2 separate regions of the Mus musculus genome follow, and region 2 is linked to region 1. A link is a loop called in an ENCODE intact Hi-C map of the cell type or tissue named here. Cell type or tissue: heart. All regions are shown on one strand. Region 1 overlaps Robo1 (roundabout guidance receptor 1). Region 2 overlaps Robo1 (roundabout guidance receptor 1).

What was found. Hi-C counts contacts between places; a loop is a spot of excess contacts. Peaks named below come from ENCODE experiments on the same cell type or tissue, not always from the same donor. Only the 100,000 strongest peaks of a DNase experiment are listed, where the experiment ranks them.
Region 2: it touches region 1 in a loop (1.8-fold over the local background); 3 of 42 quality-filtered maps call a loop at or near these places.

The regions. Positions count from the first base shown.
Region 1 is chr16:72,813,313-72,817,312 of GRCm38, forward strand. The region is part of intron 2 of Robo1 (roundabout guidance receptor 1); the gene reads left to right. Among named protein-coding and RNA genes, the nearest start is that of Gm52248, 65 kb to the right of the region's middle. In heart, no CTCF peak of the experiment used is centred here; no DNase peak of the experiment used is centred here.
Region 2 is chr16:72,911,462-72,915,461 of GRCm38, forward strand. All of the region lies in intron 3 of Robo1 (roundabout guidance receptor 1), which reads left to right. Among named protein-coding and RNA genes, the nearest start is that of Gm52248, 34 kb to the left of the region's middle. In heart, no CTCF peak of the experiment used is centred here; a DNase peak (open chromatin) is centred at 1,880.

The DNA.
Region 1 (4,000 bases):
CATAACAGGTTCCAGTCTCCTTGCTTTTGCCAGAAGATGCATAACTTTCTGGACACCACGGTCGAAAGAATACTTTCCTTCCATTCCCTTTCTTGTTTCTAGAGTTGATATAAAGCATTGATTCAGTGGGCATAAAGTAATTACTCCTACAGAATAATTCGAGGCAAACAAATACGATTGTCTTTAAGAAGTGCAGGGTTCAGTGTCTAGCTATGTATAAGGCTGATTTTGCAAGATGTTAACTCCTGCTTCAGTTGAATTTGGCTTAAGCCCTTTGTGACTCACATAGATATTGATACAAATATGCATATTATGATTACACATGTGCACACATGCACACACAGATATGTGAGCCAGCATGCGCATATGCATGCACGCATGTCCGTGCACACACACACACACACACACACACACACACACTCAAGCACGTGTATATGGCCTGTGTTGGAGAATGATGGCCAGTATTTTCATGTAAATCTAAACGTATTTTAATTTGCATTGTTGACTTATTAGTCAATAAGTCTTGACCTGTTGAGTGAGGGAAGTGTGACCATACTGACTTAACAATATGGTTGTATAATCCACAATAGCAGCCCAGATGTGATTGAAATTGATGTTTTATCAAGCACTTGAGTGTCTATGTCATGTCCTCTTTACAATAAATTAGGAAACCATGGTGTTGTGTTAAATGCCTAAGTGTCGCGCCCGCTCTCGACCAGCAAGAACGACGCGACCACCAGTCCTTCTAACAGCAGTTTATTCAGTCCTGATTCTTCTTGTTTATATCTCCCCCGAACCCTGGGCCTCTCACTCCTTTTATACTCTCTCTCATCCACGCACCGCAGGCCACGCCCCCTTGCCAGTCACGAGGCTTCAGCTAATCAGGGCAGCAGGGGCAAATCTCCACCAAATTGGATTCACCTGTATCCTGGTACACCTGCGCAGCACTCAAGATGTTTGTGTCTTATATGAGGAAGTCAGGTGCAAGTCATATGACTTAGCTGCAGTCCCTGGCGCCTTTGGGACTGCCGCCACACCCGCTCCCCACACTTAAGTATCAAAACAGTATGCTGTTCCTACTCCAGCATCATGGCTGTTTGGACACTTGTTTGTTTCATCCACTTGACATTGTTTGCATCATGTCGTCCCATTGTTCTTTTTTTTTTTTTCTTCTTTCCACTACTTGATGCACAATAGGGACTATACTGACTTAAACCATTTCCAGTTAATAACAAGACTGTGTTGCTACGCATCCTCAGCTGAACAGTTTCCCACAAGGCAGTGCTAGAGGGTGTGGCCAGTGCAGCTCAGCCCTGAAGAGAAAAGGATGCAAAGAGTCAAGCGGATGTATGCTTGAGTCAACAAGCTTGCTTTGGCTAAAAAGCAGTCACATGACTATATTCACATTGTAATAGATTGTCAGAAAAAGTTGAAAGTAGTCTCTCTTTTTATCACTTGTTGCAAACATTATAAAATTAAACGACATTATGTGCTTCTTGCCTATTTGTTTCTTCACGTTGTATCCTTTCGTTTTTGTTTTTGTTTTTGTTCTTGCTCTCTCATGTGTGTAAAATGACTGTTTTGTTTTAGTTTTTGGAAAATATCTTTGTTGTAGTTGTTGGATTTTTGTTATTAGTCACCCAAGGTTAACTATAGATGTATACAACAGCAATATTCTCTCTATATATGTATTTTTAATATTGACAGTCATAATCCCTTTTAGAATATTGTCAGGTACTAGAATTGTTACATTTAATTCCAAATACATCTATTTGCTTGACTTAATTTTGAGAATGAACTTCAAGTCCAAGTTTTCCTCAATCCATATTTAAGGAATTAATTACCTTTAAAAAAATTTTTAATGTCACAGTGTTTCACTATGTGGCCTAAGCTACCCTAAGAAACTTAATCTGATTCTCTTGCCTCAGCTTCCCAATTGCTGAGACGACTGGCATGAGCCACTCTGCCCAGGTTCAGCTTCAAAAGTTATGTTCTATTTTGGGAAAATGGTACTTTCCGTATTTCCTTCATGTTACATATCTGAAGACATTATGCATTAAAGTATTATTCATGAAAACATATATGCATTTGTAGAAAATTTAATAAGATGATAACATAGTCATTTGCATATTTTTTCCTAATGACAGGGTAATAAGCCTAGTTAAATTTCCTTCCTTCCTTCCTTCCTTCCTTCCTTTTTTTTTTTTTTTTTTTTTTTTTTTTTTGGTTTTCTTTTCGAGACAGGGTTTCTCTGTATAGCCATGGCTGTCCTGGAACTCACTTTGTAGACCAGGCTGGCCTCAAACTCAGAAATCCACCTGCCTCTTCCTCCCAAGTACTGGGATTAAAGGCGTGTGCCACCACCGCCAGGCTCTAGTTAAAAATGTCTAACATGATTGGGAAGAGGTAACTACTGAGCTTGTAAACTCTGAAGAATCATAGAGTGTAGCAAATAGCCCACGTGAAAGGCCTCTAGTAGCTGTCAATGCAGGTGCCCTTTTATGTTGTACAGGTACAAATTTGCAGAATAGTACATTTTAACTGAAGAATATAAAGAAGTATGCTATCCTCAGCTAAAGCAACACACTATGAATTCTTGTATACTGTCCCAGATGAGCCATGTATCTACCAGCCTGGACCACAACTGCTCTTGATAGTGGGGAGGTTCTTCCACCTCTCACTTTTTCACCTCCTGCTAGTTGGGCCAGAAATTGCATTCAGTGCAATGATGACTGCATTTGGTGGGTATAATTTTGGCGTATATCCCTTAGCCTAGTAACAGAAAACAGCTGAAATTTAACTCAAAAAAGAATATATATATATATATACATACACCATGGGAGTGAAACCAAGGGTATGAAATTTCAGATTCAAAGAATCCCCTGAAACGAAGAAACTATAAAGCAAGTATAATTTTTGGCTGTTTTCCTGCAGTTACTGGTAGGAACTTTTTGGCTCAGTGGTTGGGAGATTATCTCTGTCTTACTCCATGTCTGTTCTCGACCCCCCAAATGACCTGCTGGTGATACTCTCCTGCAAATGGAATGCTCTTTCAAGGAGCCTCCTCCTCTGCTGGCTCACCAAGGACTTGGGTGTCTGTGTTCACATTGCTTGCTCATATACAGTTGGCAGAATTCATGATTGGCTGTTGCTTCTCGTGTTTAGTCCTAAAGACCAAAAAGTCGCTGGTTAAGTATGGTCTATATCAAATATGGTCAATGTTTCAGAGGCTATAGATGCTTGCCCAATTTTAGATACAGCAGATGTTGCTAATAACTGGGCTATAGATTGTGGATTCTATTAGAAAACATTCAACACAGGACAAGTTAATTACGGTGTTTTCACCAAGTTTCTTCACTGAAAAATAGGGTGTATAGAATTTCAAAGATTGCTTGAAAAAACTGAGGTAGTCTGTGTAGCACATTGCCTAGCTCAGACAAAGAACTCAGTTAAAAAGAAAACAAAAAAACCAGCTCTCCAATCATTGTGGTTCTTTGTATTCATGGCATCCTTGTGTAGGATTGGACAGTCAATCTTTTTCAAACTGGACCTTCCAGGGCAGTCTTAGCTTCAGTATCAGTAGACAATTTTGAGAGTATAGATTCAATCTTTGGTATTTCTAAGCCTGTGTTTCTGAGCTACCTGGCATAGAGGGAATGTGGAGGGACAATGTGGTATTGGAATTGTGGGGAGTACATAACACGCTGCAAATTCTGTTAGCAGTACCCTCCAACCGAAATGTCCCTCTGATATTTGCTGAGAGATTCATATCGTATCATATTGTACCGCATCATGGCGTATCATATCATCTAGCTCAAGCATGTTTAGATCAAGAAGGAAGCTGATGACCATATTTATGGACCACTTATCTTTTCTTATCTGTAGCTAGTCTATTGGTATATTTGGAGTCCTCTTCAAGGATTGATCTATGGGTACACTAAAACAGTGTCTTTCATGGGATATGCTGGCTTTCCTTGAGGCATGTTAGTGCAAGCCTTTA
Region 2 (4,000 bases), 98 kb after region 1:
GTGAATCTGATCAGTTTCAGGAACTTCCTGAAGCTTTTGAGTGGATTACTTCCCAAGATCGATGAGTTTCCTTGTTATAAACATCAAGAGTATGAGATAGGAAGTTTATACTGATTTATCATCAAAGATAATAAGTTTGCATGTATTTATGAAATAGATGCTAATAACTGATATTGGAAACTAAGAGTTTTTGTAAGTTAATAAATTGATATTAACAGGAGGAAAATAGAAATAAATGATCAAAAGCTCACCAAATAAATATTGAGTCAATATTTATTGACTGTCAAAAGTTACCATCTGAAGAACTGTATTCAGATCTGGTTCAATGTACTTTGCAATGAATTTTAAAACACATCTTTTCTGAAAGTTGCAAACAAATATTTACAAGGTTAGAGTTGTGGAAACATCAACAACTTAGTAACTACTATGTAGAGACAGCTTCCTCTATAGTACATATGGTATATAGTATATATGGTCATTTCTTCTACTGGATCGCACAGATAATTAGCTCTCTCCATTTCATGTGGAAAAAGATATCTCTCACTTCACGTTTTTAGGGAACAAAGCATAGCCATGCAGCTATTACAATCCAGACGGTGTTCAAATCACTCTGTGTATTGGTGGTTTTAATGATAGCAGCAACACTGTCAAGTAAATACTAAGCCTTTCTGCTGAGGCAGTGGCCACCTCCTAATTGCTTGGAAGAGGGGCTTGGGGGGCAATTATCAGGTTTGTTCATTGAAAACATTTTTGTAAAGACCAGTAGATTTTGCTACATGTATGATCTGATATCCTAGTGTAACATTGACTGTTATCTACAAGAGATTTTTAATTTTAGTAATTTTTTTATACTTGTACATGTATGCATTTGTTTATGTGTATGTGCAAGTATGCATGCATGTGGAGGACACAGATAAAGGTCATTTATGTTCCACTGTCACTCTCTATGATTCCTAAGGTGGTGGGGGGGAGGTCTCTCACTCTCATCTGGCACTCACAGATTATGCTGGTCTGGCTCTCCACCAAGTCCCCAGTGTCTACCTGTTCTACCTCCCTGCTGTTGGAATTCTAGTCACATGTTGCCACATCTCCAAGGGCTTAAGATGTTAGGCTTTTCCTCAAACCATCATAGTTACACTCAAGAATGAGCATCTCTTCTCGCTAGAAGTGAAATCTCTACTGTAGAAAACGATTGGTAAAATTTCAAAAGCTTAAGACTTTTCATAAAGAATACATTATAATCAGCTGGGTCCAACCAAGGATTAGGACTCTCTTTATGTGTTTATGTGTTTATTTGTTTGTTTGAATACAGTTTTGAAATGTGTAAATAAAAAAGCCCACTGTATCAATTCATTTTAACATGAGTGTATTTATGGGTTTTTGTAATGATTTACCTTATAGATGATGACGAGCCATCAGCACGATTTGCTCTGGACTCTCCTGATATGTAGCCGTGGAAATCCTCCCCTTGGAAACCTATCCAATCTAAGAAAATAACTGAATCCTAGTTGGTTGAAGGGAATGGTTTTACTCATTAACAGAATCAGCACCACAGATTAGGAAAATTGACTAAAGATAAATAGAAGGTCTTATCTGTTTTATTTCTTCCACAAGCGAAATTAAGATTTGAAAGTATCAATAATGCAGCCATGAACACATTTGGTTATTCATTCAAACACTTCTTTAGCACTTCCCACCCCATGTTAATGAGGCAGAATTGCTGGGATGAGGCATGTCATAACTTTTTCCAGCCCCGTTCTGCATCCTGTACGTCTTTGAGGGTTTCTTTGATTTTTTCCGTGTTGGTGTGATATTTGGGTAAAAAGCAGCTGACTCACATCCCATCCAAATCCCCAGTGTCCTCTAGATCCTTCGCAGACTTGGCATCCCGCCACTCCTTGCCAATGGCTTCCTCTCCTCCAATTCCCATATGTCTCCTTCCTGAGCCATCTGCTCCTCCCTTCCTTCAGTCAGTTTTCTCCTCTGTTCTTTAGTTCCTTCATTGTTCAATGTCCATTGCTTCCTGTCCCCTTCTCTTCTAGAGGAAATCCTTGGATGTACCACAGCTGAGGATGTAGAGCCCCACTTCCCTGAGAAGTTAAATTTGAGTTCCTGTAAAATAAATAGGTAGTGCTCTAACAGAAAGGTCAAAGGAAGCTAGGGTGGCAAGCCACAAATAGATGTCTTCCTGTCCATCTTACATGTAGTTAATGCACACTATGTGCATTGTTCCTTCAAAAATAAATTTTACTCGTGACTTAAGCACGAGTAAAATCAATATATGTGATAGTATTATACAAATCAATTATAAATAAATTTGTGTCTAATCTAATTTCTTAGTTTTCAAATTTTATAATAGGAAAACATCAAAAGAGTAAAACACATGTGTGGGCATCATAAGACCAAATTATAAATCCCAGAATTCAATATTTACACTCATGAGCCTATGGAAGTTATTTATTCTGCATAAGTTTCTTTTTAATTCTTATATCTATCAAATGAATTCTCTAATACTACCTTTAAGTTCACTCTTAGCAGGAATGCTCTCTGGATACATGCTTAGGTATTCTGAATATTCGGTTATATTTTGCTATTATAGACCTGGAAAGACTCTACATAAAGTTAGCTGGGAAAGGAAAATGAGGAACTCTTATACCGTATCAACTGTAATTTTATGAATATTTAATGAAGTCATACTTTCAATGTATATAGAAGACATCTTGTCTCCCATGGCCGTTGCCAATATTCATATCTACACTGCATTCACATGTGCCTGAACCTTCATTTCTACAGACTCACCCTGTGTACTCAGGGTAAATGTGATGAGTAAGAAGGTAGGCTAATTCTGGGATGAGGAAGCTGATGCTAGTCCTTTGTCCAGCTGAGTTCTGAAACGCAAGCCTCAGCTGTGGTGTTCACAGGGAAATGAGCTGAAATGCCTAAGGCAGCCACTGTGCAGACTGAATCAACTTCTTTTTCCCACGCATCCAGAACACTTCTACTTAGATTCCATCCTTAGGGAAGTTGAGAAATTGTATGATTCAGAAGAGGAAGGCTGATTGAGAAATGATGGTTTAGGTTCCCAGGGAGTATTCTGATCCTTTCACAGATGTTCAAATCTACATAATTACAGATAGATCCATCAAACACAAAATTGAATTTGAATACAAAGAAAGTCCCGCATTTCTGATCTACTTGTGAACCGAAAGGCTTCAAAAGGATTGCAGTAACTGAGACATCCTCGAGTCTAGTACATACGCTAGGATAGATGGCAGTAAAATATTCTAATGAGGATTTGGCAACTGTTCGTATTATAAATTTTGATTATCAAGCTTCTTGTTGATTTATGAAAGTCTTTGCTTTTTGTACTTTATCTTCCTGGAATGTCCTGACCTCTTCACCCTCCTTGTGTTTTAAGTAATTTTTCACATCCCAACTTAAATTCTTTTAAATTTTTTTTATTGGTTGTTTTGTTTATATTTCAAATGTTATTCTCCTTCCTGGTTTCCTCTCCAAAATCTCCCATCCCACCCTCCTTCCCCTGTCTCCAGAAAGGTGCTCCCCCACTCACCTGCCCACTCTGCCCCATTGTCTTAGCATTCCCCTACACTGGGACATTAAGCCTGCAGGGGACCAAGGGCCTCCAATCCCATTGATGCGCTACAAGGCCACCCTCTGCTACATATGTAGCTGGAACCCTTGGTCCCATGTGTATTCTTTGGTTGGTGGTTGAGTCCCTGGGAGCTCTGGGGGATCTGGTTGGTTGATGTTGTTGCTCTTCCTATGTTGTTGCATACCCTGTCAGCTCCCTCAGTCCTTCCCCTAACTCCTCCATTGGGGTCCCCTTGCTCAGCCCAATGGTTGGCTTCGAGCATCTGCCTCTGTATTTGTCAGGCTCTGGCAGGGCCTCTCACAAGACATCCATATCAGGCTCCTGTCAGCAAGCACTCCTTGGCATCTGCAGTAGTGACTGGGTTTGGTGATTGCATATGGGATGGAT